2 separate regions of the Homo sapiens genome follow, and region 2 is linked to region 1. A link is an interaction called in ENCODE POLR2A ChIA-PET data of the cell type or tissue named here. Cell type or tissue: B cell. All regions are shown on one strand. Links, peaks and the distances in the headings refer to the core of each region. The heading gives the core; the rest is flanking DNA.

Region 1 (7,467 bases), core at 1,163-6,162:
GTTCCTGTTGGCCTATATTTGGCTGTTAAGTGAGTTGCACAATTGCAGTTTTCAGGTTAAGAAACTCTCTGGCAGTCGTGGGAGTTCCTCTTTAGAAGCAACTCTGCTAACATGCAAAATCAATGTCACTGAAGATTTTGCTTATGTTACTGCCTCCAACACTGTTTGATCCTTACATAAAAGAGACATTTGTCATTTGACAGGACTAAGACTGGGAAAGGTTGTGGAGGCTTCCCCCAGCTGTGGTGCACAAATATCTACACATTCTGTCTGCTTAAGTTTCTTTGGAATGTTTTCATTGCAAAGGCTGGGTCACTGAGGGGGCCTGCCCTTGCCCTTTGACCTTGGTAAATTACTGCCCCCAGTCCTGATGAGTTTGCAGGACAAACTTCCATCATCTTCCCAACCTTGGCAATGAGGGAGAAGGCTGGACCTCCCTGGCTTTGTTTTAATCCATTTTCACCTCCCTTTTCTTTTTCTTTCTCTTAATTCTTGTTGTTCTTCCTTTGAGTGACTACCAGCCCCTATGTAACTCTTTCTCTTTTTTTTCTACCCCTCTATCTTGGCTGCCACTCAACTTCAAAGCTCACTTCAGCAGGAGAAATGTGTGAGTTGTATGGAAATGCTGCCCTCTGGACTTTCAGTATTTTAACCCCCGGACTTGATTCAACTGCTTCCCAAATGATTGGAAAGAAATATCCCAAGCCCAGAACTGGAGAAACCCTTTTTTTTTCAGTGACCAAATAGATTTTGGTGTTGTGCCTATGTACCTTTGATCAATTCATATTTCCAATTTGGGGACATGCTTTTTCTAAAGACAAGTGTCTTTCACTTAGAGGAACTTAGCTGATGGATGACTTGTACAGATCCAATTAGTCTTGTTTCAGATTATAGGCATTCAGAAAGAGGTATCTTTTAATGGTTTTTTGGGACCGTGGGAATTTTGTTACAATATCTGTCACATCTTCCAGTAAAAAAGTGATAGCAATTTTTTTCTCTTTGGAGGTCTTTTTAAAATGCCTTCTTTCCTCATTGCTACAGATATGTTCTTGCATAAATCTTTGAAGCAAGCCAATGTCTTCTAGAATCTCATTAAATTTCATGACTTTCCATTCCTTGTGTTGAAAATATATTCCATTTTTTACATAACATTTTAAACATTATCCCTTAAAAAGGTAAAGGATGTTCATAGGGAATCAGAAAGTTTGTAAAACACAAATAATAAAAATTAAAATAATCCATAATGATAAAATTGTCACGTTTTATCCTGTTTATTTTGCTTAGAGAGTGATAGAGCCTTTGTTGGGTGATCATACACTTGTTATTGTTACTGAAGAGTGTGGGGTTCTGGTAAGCATGTTCTGAGAAAGAGAGAGATATTTTGTTTTTCTCTAAAGTGCTTGGATCTTCTATGAGTTGATTTACACTAGCATTTATCATTTTTGTCACTTGTCAGACATCAACAATTCAAGTGGTTGGCATTCAAAGTTGTGTCTAAGAAAGCAGTGTTCAACCATTGTGTTCCACTCTGGGTATGAAAAGGAATTTGCTAGCTAATAACAGAGTATCACAGTTTTGAATAATTTACTTTGTTGATAAATTACAATATATTTTAGAGTGTGCTTCCATAACAATGCTGTTTTTAGATTCTTGCATTCTGATCTGCTTTCTTGAGTGGGAGAGGAAGGAAGGGGCGGGTATACACTTGGCCCACGCGTATGCCCATGGGGCCATATTATTTGTGACTATCATGTAGGCTGTTTGCTGGGTCAGCGGAGAGACAGTGGTCGGCTCTGGGAGGTCACGCCTCCACTACTTGGCCTTCCTTCGGAGGCTCTTACTGGTTTCCACTGGAGAATAAGCTGTGGAAGCACTCTAGTTAATGGTAAGTAGAGAAGGAAGATGGCTGTGGAATGCAGAATATAGGAGTTTGTGTACTCTAATCCCACTGTAATAAACTGTGTTTCTGAAGTTGAGACTCAATTGAGATTACGATTATGCATGTAAATAGTGCATGAAATAACCAACATGACTATATTTAGATATTGGTTATGAATCGAGTCAGACATTTTCAGCAGGAGAAGAGAGCAAGACCTCCTGCAGAGAAAATCTCTGAATGCTGCTGTCCTTTAAACACACGTAGCCTTTCTGACAGGAGGCAAAGTGCCAGCCTCATTGCTTTGGTTTCAGCCACACTGAGCAGAAAGGGTCAGTCTGACTGCTTGCTGAGATTTTTCTCTTCTTTGCTCCATAGTTTCATTGATTTATTTTCTCTCCATCTGTGTTATATATATATATCATTTTTAAATTTTTTGTTTGAGACAGTCTTGTTCTGTCGCCCAGGCTGGAGTACAGTGGCATGATCTTGGCTCACTGCAGCCTCTGCCTCCTGGTTCAAGTGATTCTCGTGTCTCAGCTTCCTGAGTAGCTGGGACTACAGGCGCACACCACCATGCCTCACTAATTTTTGTATTTTTAGTAGAGACAGGGTTTCACCATGTTGGCCAGGTTGGTCTCAAACTCCTGGCGTGAAGTGATCTGCATGCCTGGACCTCTCAAAGTGCTGGGATTACAGGCGTGAGCCACTATGCCCAGCCCTGCTGAGTTTTAGAGCTACAGCTCCTCTGTAGTTGTTTTTTTTTTTTTTTTTTTTTGAGACAGTCTCACTTTGTCACTCAGGCTGGAGTGCATTGGCGCGATCTCGGCTCACTGCAAGCTCCGCCTCCTGGGTTCACGCCATTCTCCTGCCTTGGCCTCCCAAGTAGCTGGGACTACAGGCGCCCACCACCATGCCCAGCTAATTTTTTGTATTTTTAGTAGAGACAGGTTTTCACTGTGTTAGCCAGGATGGTCTCGATTTCCTGACCTCGTGATCTGCCCAGCTCGGCCTCCCAAAGTGCTGGGATTACAGGCGTGAGCCACTGCGCCCAGCCTGTAGTTGTTTTTTGTGGGGAATAGAACAAAATGGAACTAGAAAACTTGAGGCCTTTCAATCACAACCATGCTACATTTTATCTGAACACAGGAGAACCTGATAGTTCCCCCCAGCTCTCTACCTCATTGCTGCAAAGGTGGGATGGCTGCCCAGGGGTGTAGGAGCAGGAATCACAGCTTTAAAAAATATTTTATATTGATACACACTAATTGTACATGTTGATGAAGTACATTTGATATTTGATAGTTGCACACAATGTGTAATGATCAAATCAAGGTAATTGGGATATTCCTCACCTCAAACATTGATCATGTTTTTGTGTTGGGAACATTGCAAATCTTCTAGCTATTTTGCAATATACACTCAATTATTTACTACAGTCACCCTACTGTGCCATCAAACACTAGAACTTATTCCTTCTATCTACCTGTATGTTTGTACTCATTAATCAGTCTCTCTTCATCCCCACTCCCCACTACCCTTTCCAGCCTCTGGTAACCACCCTTCTACTCTCTACCGCCATTAGATCAACTGACAGCTTTTGTTTTTACTGCAAGGTCTTGTTCCACCTTCTTCCCACGGGTCCAGGCAGTTGTTCTTCTAGTCTACACTGTCTCTTGTAGCTTGTTTGTCATCTGGAGGGAATAGGTTGGAAATCTTGTATTTGGGTATCTATTCTCATACAGGGAGGAAATACAGGCAATTAGGTTAAAGTCATAGGCACCATGTAGAGGGCTGGGCTGGAAGGAAGTCAAGCTCTAAGTGTTGACTGTGTGGGAGGAGCTGTGAACATGAGGATGTGAACCTGAGTAAGACGGATCTCTACCCAAAGGGTAAGGAGTTTGGGGGACATGGTGAGTCCTGTGAAATAGGCCAGCAGAGTTTGCACAGAGTAGGGGCCCGGAGCCCACTGCTTGAGGTTGTGAGGGGCAGAGAAGGTCTCTAGACCAGAGACAATGGGGGTGCACTGCATGCATGCACAGGGAGGTAAGGTTGCACAGAACCCCGAGTCTGCAGCTCAGTAACTAAGGCCTCGTACGAAAACGGTGGCTTCATTCATTCCAAATCCCCTTGTGTGGTCTCTTCCTTGCCGTGACTGCCACTTGCTGTTGCTGCCTTGCCTGTTTCTTGTTCCCAACCTCATGACTTTTGCTTCCTTGTGCTTTCTAGGCCTTATGGCTTCTGCTCTCTGTCTCTTCTTTTGAAGTCCTTCTGCCTACTTGCTGCTGTCCTGGCTGCTTCAGCTGCTGCAGACTGTGACAGGCTCTCCCACAATCCAGCTTCTGAGAGAGGATCTGATTGGACTTGAATGGTTGCTGCACAGTTTAGAGTTTCCCTCCGAGGCAGAGTTTTCTTGTCCCGACTTGTCAGAGGCCACTGGCCCGCTCTTGGTTGATTCAGTTGCTGTACCTCAACATTGGATGAGTTGAGGGAGGCAAGACCCCTGTTAGCCGATGGTGACCTTTGAATAGGGAATTGCCTGCGGCGAGCCCTTTCCTCAGAGAAAGGCTGTGGGCCGTGGTCAAGGAGAGACGTTGGTCTGTGCTGCACAGGTGTGCCTACAAGTCTGAGCTGAACTGCTCCGCTCTATAAAGGGAAGAAGATTCAACTTTCTGGGGAAGTCCTGCAGAGGCAAAGAGGCTGGGTGCAGGGTTGGAGAAGGCAGGCAAAGAGACAGCCTCCTGATCATGGATAACTGGGAGGGCTTGGGGAATGTGCATTGTGGATTTTATTCCTTTCCTTCTTGCCTGCCTTTCTTTTTTTTCTTTCTTCTTTTCTTTCTTTTTCTTTCTTCTTTTCTTTCTTTTCTTTTTTTTTTTTTTTTTTTTTGAGATGGAGTCTCAGTCTGTCATCTAGGCTGGAGTTCAGTGGTATGATCACAGCTCACTGCAGCCTCAAACTCCCAAACTCAAGCAATCTTCCTGCCTCAACCTCCTGGGTAGCTGGGACTACAGATGAGCACCACCATGCTCACTAATTTTTAATTATTTTTTAGGACCTGATCTCACTATGTTGCCCAGACAGGCCTCAAACTCCTGGGCTCAAGTGATCCTCCCACCTCAGCTGAGACTACAGGCATGAGCCATGGTGCCCAGCCCATAGATTCTTGATTTCTGCATGATGTCAGTCTTTCCTCTTGTTCCCTTCTCTGTAGCACTTGTTAGTTATTTTGTGACAGTGACGTTGAATACAGTAGGGAGCCAATAGGACACAGCCCAGAAGCAGTATGTGAAGGTGTGGAATCCAGAAGCAGAGGGCATCAGGGGAGGGTAAGGCCCTTCAGTTGGCTGAAATTACAAGAAAGAATTTGGACGTTCAGAGGCCTAGAATTGGGTGTTTGTGTCAAGATCACCCACGTGTCCAACAGACAGGGAGATCCTGTTTACCTATAGGGGTCATAGACAACACAGTGTCCAGGTGTAGAGCAGGGTCAGACACACATGTGGATGAAATGAGAACTCGGGAGACCGGAGTGGAGGAGAGTAAGCTCGTGCCACCACAGTGGACAGTCAGGCAGAGCCCGAGGGCTCCAGAGCTGCTGAAGTGTGGAGTTGGGGACTTTCGTATAGGGATGGCTTTGCCAGTGGGTGCAAGGCATCCCTTAGGGACACTGCTATGAAAGGGAAAAGAGAAGCAGGAATGATGGAGAGAGAACCAGGCACCCAATTTTGACACACCCCAGTTCTCCCTAATGGAGCTGGCTGGAAGGTGTGACAAAATGCCTAAGAAATGCTCTCCAAACCCACTCTCCTGCCTTTCTCTCTTTTCCAGATCAGTGTCTCCACTTCCCTGTTCCCTTGGGCCCTCTGTGAAAGGTAGACTGATCCTCGGTGAAGGCTTTGTTAAACCCAGCCTCAATGCATGCCCTGAAAATGAATGAACGAACACTAAGGAAGGAGGCTGCAGAGGGGATTTTTCGAGACTGCATCAGTGTTGGTCACCTGCCTCCTTTTGGCTATAATAGGAGTCATGCAGCTTAAAAACCCTGACTGCTGATTTGAAAATTTACCTCATGCAGTGATTGATAATAGAAGCTTTCAGAAATGAATAAAAAAAGAGGGGGAGGGGATGGCAAGTGAGTGCTGGGGAAACATATGTGGATAAATGTTCAGATGTTGCAAACGAGGATGATTAAAACTTGAACCATTCATCTTCACCCAGTGGTGTTCGGATGTCCAAATTTGCCATGTCTGTGTTATAGGTAGGGAAACAGAGGCACAGGGAAGGGAAAGAGGCTGGCAAGCTCTCAAGTTCATCTTGGTATCATTTTTTAGGAGGGGTACAATGACCAGGTCACCTCTGGTGGCTTATTTTGAACCAACCATTTGCAGAAAAGTGAAGCCCGATCCTTCTCATGCGTTGTCTTCTACAATTGCAGTAGCCATCTGACAGATAATAGAATAATAGGAAGATGTTGCCTTGGACAATGGGCCAGCCAAAGAGCTGAATGAGAGACACTAAAATAAATAAATAAATATTCTAAAAAAGGCATTTTGACAGAAAAATTCTCCAAAGAGGGGAGGCATTCTCTTGTCTTTTCCTATCCACCTTTGCAGCAGGGTATCTTTTCCCCCTCACTTGGAGTCTTTCATCAGCTTTGGGCCCTTTCCTAGCTCCTCTGCTCTTTTAGAGACTTTTTTTTCAGGGGCCATGTAGTGGTTTAGATTTTAATGGAAGTATGTTAGGTGGGGCCTGGCTTCCATTATGCTGAGCTCAGGCCTAGTGATGTGATCTGTCCTCTTCACTGTTGTCAGGGAAGAAAAGAAGGAAGGGAGGAAGAAAAGGAAGAGAGGAAGGAAGGAAGGAAGGAGGGGAGGAAGGAAGGAAGGAAGGAAAGAAGGAAGGAAGGGAGGGAGGAAGGGAGGGAGTTAAATTAAGTTTAGCCCTAAAGCTATCTCCCTACATATTTTAAGTTCAGCCTAAAGGTTTCTCTGTACACAGTAAATGGTCACCCACCTGGACATGTAAACAGACTGTAATCTATTATTGTGCCAATCACCAAATTTTGGCCAATCACAGGGGGCCAACTGTTCAAGCCCTGTTCAAGTAAGGCAAACACCAGATTGTGACCAATCCAGCTGTTTCTGTACCTCACTTCTGTTTCCTGTCCATCACTCTCCTTTTACTGTCCATGAGTCTTCCACCATGTGGCTATGCTGGAGCCCCTCTCAACCTATTCTGGTTCAAGGGCTGCCTGATCCACGAATCATTATTTGCTCAATTAAACTCGGTTAAATTTTATTTGTCTAAGGTGTATCTTTTAACAGAGGGAGAGAAGAAGGAACTTATAGCAACTATCACGATGACAGTCGTATCATGCGTTCTTAGAAAAACAACCCTGAGGGTCGGCAATGGCTTTAGTATACTGAAGGGAATTTATAGTCGAAAACAATTAGTTTTAAAATGCAGCTGCACAGTCAAAACACTTGAAGAACTTAAAAACAATACTGGTGCCTGAGCCGCATTCCCAGAGAGCCTGGGGTGGAGACTGGACATCAGCACTTTTAAAGTCTCCCCTGGAGGCTGCAAAG
Region 2 (7,467 bases), core at 1,276-6,275, 590 kb before region 1:
GGTTCTTTCAGTGTGTGTGAAAGATAAGGTTGCTTTAATGCCCACTTGAGAAAAAGACTACAGGGAATCACGAAAGGACCAGGCCAGGCTTACAGGGAAAAAAAGAAACACAGACAATGAGTGAGTCACAGGAAGAACACAGAAAGACAGAAAGAGAGGAGACTACTGAACCATAACAGGAAGGAACAAACCATACACACAGCCTGGATGAATCTCAAAGCAAAGTGAAGGGATGTAGACACAAAAGTGCTTCCATCTATATGGCATTTACAACAGGCAAAGCTAATCTACAGTGCAAGAAGGCAGGTCGGCGCTGGCATGGGGGCACAGGACAGGAGCACAAGGGAGCTTTCTCGGGTGACAGGAGGTGCATATATTGATGGGATGGTAATACCCAGATGTGTGCAGTTGTCATAAGTTATCACAGTGTACACCTGAAATGGCTGCATGTATAAATTTTACTTCAATAAGATTGGTTTTTTAAAAATCCAAACTGAGGCCGGGCATGGTGGCTCACGCCTGTAACCCCAGCACTTTGGGAGGCCGAGGCGGGTGGATCACGAGGTCAGGAGTTCGAGCCCAGCCTGGCCAAGACAGTGAAACCCTGTCTCTACTAAAAATACAAAAATTAGCCAGGCGTGGTGGCAAACGCCTGTAATCCCAGCTAATTGGGAGGCTGAGGAAGGGAACTGCTTGAACCTGGGAGGTGAAGGCTGCAGTGAGCCAAGATCGCACCACTGCACTCCAGCCTGGGTGACAGGGCAAGACTCCGTCTCAAAATCAAAACTGACTTAGAAAGCTTTTGTTTTTGTTTTTTAAATCTAGAACAGTAGGGGTGCATATGTAGAATGAGCTATGACAATTTTTTAGGTTAAATTGATTTCTCTAGAAAGTAGCCATCCAAATTAAATAAAAGTTAATGCCAAAAGCCACACCTCTGGCAATACAATCCAGGGACCTGGTCCAAATGTGGAAAATTCCCCCCAGTTTCACGTAGTTAAAAGTGACTTATTAAAGAATATTTTACAATACAAACTCCCTTTTGGGGCTTAGGGTATTAAGAGGAAAAAAATTTTTTAAGGAAAATATTACAAGAAAAAAGAAAAAAAAAAAACAGTTACCTTTTTTGCAAGCCGAATCAGAGTGCCATCTGTGGCTTGTGTTAAGGACTTTGCTTTTGTATTGTGCAGAAAGGCAGATCGAATATTTACCTGTGGGAGAGAAAAGGCTTGCTCACAAGTCTTCAGACTTTTTCTTTTTCTTTCTTTCTTGAGACGGAGTTTCGCTCTTGTTGCCCAGGCTGGAGTACAATGGCGCGATCTCGGCTCACCGCAAACTCCGCCTCCCAGGTTCAAGCGATTCTCCTGCCTCAGCCTTCCCATGTAGCTGGGATTACAGGCATGCGCCACCATGCCTGGCTAATTTTGTATTTTTAGTAGAGATGGGGTTTCTCCATGTTGGTCAGGCTAGTCTCGAACTCCCAACCACAGGTAATCAGCCCGCCTTGGCCTCCCAAAGTTTTGGGATTACAGGCATGAGCCACCGTGCCCAGCCTCTTCAGACTTTTTCTAATGTAAAAGTGTACCAGAGAGACTCACCATGCCCAAGACTGGTACAAGGTGGTGTGAGGCTGGTGATGGGCACTGCTAGGGGTTACTGGATTAGGAGCAAGGGTGATATGAATCCTCTAAGATCCCAACTCCTACTGTCACAAGCCCCATTGATACGCCACGCGGAAGGGTCTCTGAGACCAACAGCTTATTAGAGAATTATTATAGCAACTATCTCACTGCCAACGTGCCATGTTAGCCCTGGAACTAAAATACCCGCATCCCAAAGGATGTGAAGTCCTCATATTCACTCTATGACGGTTCCCATTCCCACACAGGGACTGGGCAGGCAGCCGTGAGAAGACAACTCAGGGTGAACAGGGCACCAAAAATTAGAATGAATTCCCAGAGTTGGAATCAGCCACCTCCAGCCCACAAACCAAAGTCAGCTCGGTTTCTGGCACGAAATTATTTACAAGTCATCCTGGCAGGAGTCACATCCAAGATTTATTTTAAGACTATAATCTTGGTCTAAATCTCAACTTCCAGAACTGGGCCACCAAAGAGCCAAGCGGGGATGGGAATTCTGGAGATTGAAATCCCATCTCCTGGAAGATCTCAGAACACTTAGGCCCATCCCATCTCTGCACCTGCAGATGCTTATGTAGAAGGGCATCCCCTTCCCTCCAGAACTACCCAGCAAGAAATCCAGAGGGGAGCATGACCCAGAAACAGGGGAGAAGAGGGGAGGCCAAGGCATTCACAGCCTAGCTTGTGCCATCTTAAGAATCCCTACAGCAGAATTCAGGGCCATCCTTGTTTAATTCAGCTCGCATTTTCCTATGTAAATCACTATTTCTGTTATGGTTGGAGTAATGTGGGAGAGGGTGATGTATTAATGCTATCTACAAAGGGTAGGTTCAACAGACCAGTTCCACTGTGACTAGTCATTTGTAAAGAATATTGATTTTCTTAATTTCATTCCACAAAGAGGCTATGGCAGGAAGTATCATTTTTTCTACTGTTTTTCTTCTGCAGGGTTTTGATAAAAACTAATATTCATGTATTTTTACATAAATCACATGCTTGTTTTGCTCTAACCAGTAGCAGGAGGCAAAGGCATTTGTGCGGCACCTCTGGAAATTAAATTACCTATCTGGAATTCATCTGTTTCACCAGAGACACCCAGCCCCAGCCCATCCAGCCAACCTGGGAAAGCCTCCCTGGCCTTAATCTCATTAAGAGTCCAAAATCCACAGCCTTAAAGCAACAAAGCAATCTGTTTTCCTGCTGCTTCCTTGACTTTCTTCTTTGGAAGAAGAAGCTTTCTAGGTACCATTTTTTTTGTTTATTACAGAGTAATACACGTTTCCTGGAGAAAATATAGATAAGCCTTATCTCCTGAGCATCCATCCCTCTTCCTAAACTCTTCCAAGCCACTTCTCACCTCTGGGCTTTCCACTTTCACTTTGGAACACACTACTGGCCAATCCCATCTTCACCTGGCTAATCCCTGTCCTTCAAGCCTTCTGTCATCCCTCAGTGTGGATTAGTTGCCCCTCCCACCTGTGCCTACACCACCACTTCATTTGTCAAAGCATACATATATATATATACACACACACACACACGTTTATATATGTATGCTTTATATATTATATGTATACATATATTTACTAAATTTTCCAAGATAAGACAAAAAAATTAAACTGTAAATACTGTTTTCTCACTTGCTTTTTTCACTTATTTTATGTCAGTCAACATTCTTGCTACCATTTCATTTTAATGACTGCACGGAACAGACGTTCCATAATTTAACCAATCCCCTATTGGTTTCCATTTTTCACTGGGATACACAGTAAAATACTTACTACACATCCTTGTGGCCAAATTCCTAGAAGCAGGGTGGCTGAGTGAAATGGATGCAAAATATCACACTACTTATAATGTATACTAGATGCTTAAAACATGGAATGTCGATTTTTAAAGACACTAACACAGTCTCCACATAGAGAATAATGAGGCACCTGAAACCTTCATAAAAGAAATAACTGAGGGAACACAGGATTTTTAAGCCCAAAGATGATGAACAATGAGTCTGTTGGATGAGAAATAATGTTTAGTTCCTTCCGAGGTCAAAAATGGAACACAATGAAAGAAATGAAAGAGGTACTCTGTCAGCTAAATTCAAGAGAATGGAATTTTCCCAGAGATATCCAACATCAATCTTGCAGCTACTTAAACTATTCAGGCTGAGACAGGAAGTAATCCTGACAGGGGAAAGATATTGGGCCAGCTTCACAGGAAGGGCAGTCAGTCAACCAAAAAGGTCACTCATGTTCAACTACTACGATTTCCACCCTGCAGGGGACTTCCCCACTGCACTCTTTCAAATTAAACTTGAGAAAAGCCATGATTAAATTTTCCTATATTAGCCTAACTATTATCCAAGCACACAGCCTATTTACTGTTGACAAAATATAAGAAAACCAATTTCACCAGTAAGCAAAAGTCATGGTGGATCAAACTGCAGATTCCATTAGTGACCACGTGTTTTTACAATTCCTGTCTTTTCAAAGTAGGGAGAGTCTGGCTTATCCTCACATCTTTTGGCTCTCACAGTAACAAATACATAATAAGATAATAAGAGCAGATGAGGCTAATGACCACATTTGCTGTAATTACCTAATCTCGTTGTTTTTAAGGAAGGAAGGTATTCAGTAGATCAACCGTCACTATTTAACCACAGGGGAGAAAACAGGACTCTCTCTTTCTGGATTTCTATCAATGTTTATATGCAAGATTTTAAAGGGAAGTAAGGGAATGAAGAAAGCATTACATTTAGGCTTCTGTGAAAAGCCATTATCCTTAGAGAGGCTGAGTTGAGGGAAATGACAAACAGCACAAACATCCAGTTCTTGGTGACAATAAATGAGGCTCCAGATCCAGATGGCCTTTGAATCTGGCCCCTCTGGCTTCTATTTCCACACAGAATCACTTTCAAATCGCCCACCTTCTAAAAGTTCATTTATAAACCTGCAGTTTAAAACCTAGAATGCACTCCATCATAGAAATGATATTTAACATGGCACTTGTTCCAAACCAGCACAAAGGAATTAAACAAAATTCACTAGTATAATAATGAGAAAACAGGTAAAGGATTAAGGAAGAGGACTAGAAGCTGCTAAGGGGTGAGGGTATTCCCTGCACCCTTTCAGAAAACCAGAAAAATTTAAGGAGGAAGAACCGTTACCAACCATTCTGTGCATCAAGATTAGAATGGAAACTCGAAAGTTTTGAGCAGAACAAAACCATGTCAGGGTCTATAGCTTATCAAGTGCTTGTTTTAGTTGACACCTGACTGGCTCCTGAGAAAATCATTAAGTTTTAAGCTACGCTGGCTGGGAGTCTGTATTTCTTGGACCGATGAATTATGCATGAGAATGAACTCTGCAAATTAGATGAAACTAGGCTCTGCTATCCTAGCAAATTTGGGCAATGAACATATTTCTCATGAGCTCCTAGTAATAAATCTTAAATTAAACTAATCACATAAGTAAAGGGAGAACCTAGTAGCTGAAGTACAGAAACATACAAAATTTCTCCCCACAGACTACAAAGTTTTCAATAGAGGTAAGTCATCAGAGAAGAAAAATACCAAAAATGAGGCAGCTAAATCACATTTTCTGGTGGGGGAGAAGAACCACAACCCCATCCCGAAAACAAAGATCCAAGGAATTTTAAAGTTTGAATGTAAACATTAATTGCAATGTACTAAAAACAAAACAAAACTGGGATCACGCCTGTAATCCCAGAACTTTGGGAGTCACAGGCAGGAAGATCACCTGATGTCGTCTGAGACCAGCCTGGGCAACATGGCAAAACCCCATCTCTACTAAAAATACAAAACTTAGCCGAAAATGGTGCCGTATGCCTGTGATCCCAGCTCCTAGGGAGGCTGAGGCAGGAGAATCACCTGAATCCGGGGGTGCAGAGGCTGCAGTGAGCGCCACTGCACTCCAGTCTGGGCAACAGGAAAAAATGTTTTCTTCTTCTTTGAGACACAGTCTCACTCTGTAGCCCAGACTGGAGTGCAGTGGAACTGTCTCGGCTCACTGCAACCTCCACCTCCGGGGTTCAGGCGATTCTCCCGCCTCAGCCTCCTGAGTAGCTGGGACTACAGGCGCCTGCCACCACGCCCAGCTCATTTTTTGTGTACCTTTAGTAGAGACAGGTTTCACTGTGTTGGCCAGGTTGGTTTCAAACTCCTAACCTTGTGATCCGCCTACCTCGGCCTCCCAAAGTGCTGGGATTACAGGCATGAGCCACCACGCCCAGTCTAAATTTTTTAATGTTAAAAATATATATATAATATACATTAATATAATTGATTATATATAATAATGTAATTAATATAAAATATATATATTAACTTCAAAGTACAATGGGTAAGGTCAGGAAAAAAAATAAGCTGCCTATTTCCCCACCTTCCATTTTCCTTCACTCCACTTGCCCCTTGTGTTTTACTCCTAGGTTTTAACAAAAGTCAAAAAAAATTTTTAAGTACCTAAAAATTAAGTTTAAGGAAGATGGTATTTTTCCCCTTTCCCCAGAATGTGGACTAAATAAACAGTATGATCCTTATGAAATGTGACTGTGTTGGGCCAGGCACGGTGACTCACGCCTGTAATCCCAGTACTTTGGGAGGCCGAGGCGGGCGGATCACCTGAGGTCAGGAGTTCAAGACCATCCTGGCCAACATGGTGAGACCCTGTCTCTACTAACTAAAAATACAAAAATTAGCTGGGCGTGTGGCAGGCGTTTGTAATCCCAGCTACTCGGGAGGCTGAGGCAGGAGAATCGCTTGAACCCAGGAGGCAGAGGTTGCAGTGAGCTGAGATTGTGCCATTGCACTCCACCCTGGGCAACAAGAGCAAAACTCCGTCTCAAAAAAAAAAAAAAAAAAAAAAAGAAATATGACTATGTTGTTAATGAGAAAAGAGGCTGGCTGGCTCACTGCAGGGGGAAGGAATTCTTGAGTTTTTGTTGTTCCTACTGCTGTGGATGATGAACTCGACACCAAAGGAGATTGTCCCCCTCAAATCTTAACAACCTAACTGTGACGCACTTAAGAGCGTCTGCCACTTGTGATCTCAAAGTACGAAAAGCTGAAGTTACTTGCCAACAGAAACCCGGGAAAACTGTAAGCCTCGAGGATTGCTGGTAGAGCTTCTAAAAATCTGACGTTTAGAAAGATAGATTTGGTCCCACAAGTGGGCCACCAGAAATGGAACTGAAATTTGTCTCTGCATTTTAAAAACTGTAACCAAAACCACAGATGAATAGTAGAAAACTATTTCCTTACAAAAGTTCAGAATAATGTATTAATGGGTAAGATAATGCATATAACACAAATACCTAAAGATATAGTGAACTCCCTTGTAAATTCATAATACACTGTCCAAGGAATTCACAGGACTTTATTTAAACAGTTAATACATAATACATCTCTCACACACAGAATGTTAACAATTAGATATTGGAGGGGTGCTCCAAAGAGATGGGGGTGGGGAGGAATCAAGGCCAAGAACCCTGAAGACCCCTTGAACTCCATTTATTTTCAGTCAACAATGGTGTCTGCTTCTGCCAAGTACCCAGTGATGAGGCTGTGGTTAGGGGAAAATGAGGTGCTTTTACTCACACATCAGAACCACATTCTAGTTTGAATCTAAACTCATCCACAAATGCAAACAAGAAGAGAAAGAAACAGCACTAAAGAATGAAACCAATTTTAACTCTAAGCTAAGCTATGTTGTAGGGCAAGAGGAGGAGGATGGGGAATGAAATTTAGCGTGGCGAAAACTGGAAACAACCAAAGGCATTCAGCTGCTCAGGAGGCTTTTCCCCTCTCCAAAGT

What was found. ChIA-PET counts read pairs that join two places held together with the same protein. Peaks named below come from ENCODE experiments on the same cell type or tissue, not always from the same donor. Only the 100,000 strongest peaks of a DNase experiment are listed, where the experiment ranks them.
Region 2: POLR2A ChIA-PET joins it to region 1 with 7 read pairs; 2 of 35 experiments call an interaction of 5 or more read pairs at or near these places.

What each region holds. Positions count from the first base shown.
Region 1 is chr6:14,713,745-14,721,211 of GRCh38, reverse strand. LOC101928354 (a long non-coding RNA gene) reads left to right here and starts at 3,723. Exons shown (of 4, transcript XR_241980.4): 1 at 3,723-3,768. RefSeq lists an enhancer at 3,577-3,636. In B cell, for the core only: no CTCF peak of the experiment used is centred there; a DNase peak (open chromatin) is centred at 3,711; H3K4me3 peaks cover 1,599 bases; H3K27ac peaks cover 2,013 bases.
Region 2 is chr6:15,305,383-15,312,849 of GRCh38, reverse strand. The region is part of intron 1 of JARID2 (jumonji and AT-rich interaction domain containing 2); the gene reads right to left. Among named protein-coding and RNA genes, the nearest start is that of JARID2-AS1, 60 kb to the right of the region's middle. RefSeq lists an enhancer at 254-323 and silencers at 3,738-4,032, 4,869-4,928. In B cell, for the core only: no CTCF peak of the experiment used is centred there; a DNase peak (open chromatin) is centred at 3,871; H3K4me3 peaks cover 715 bases; H3K27ac peaks cover 768 bases.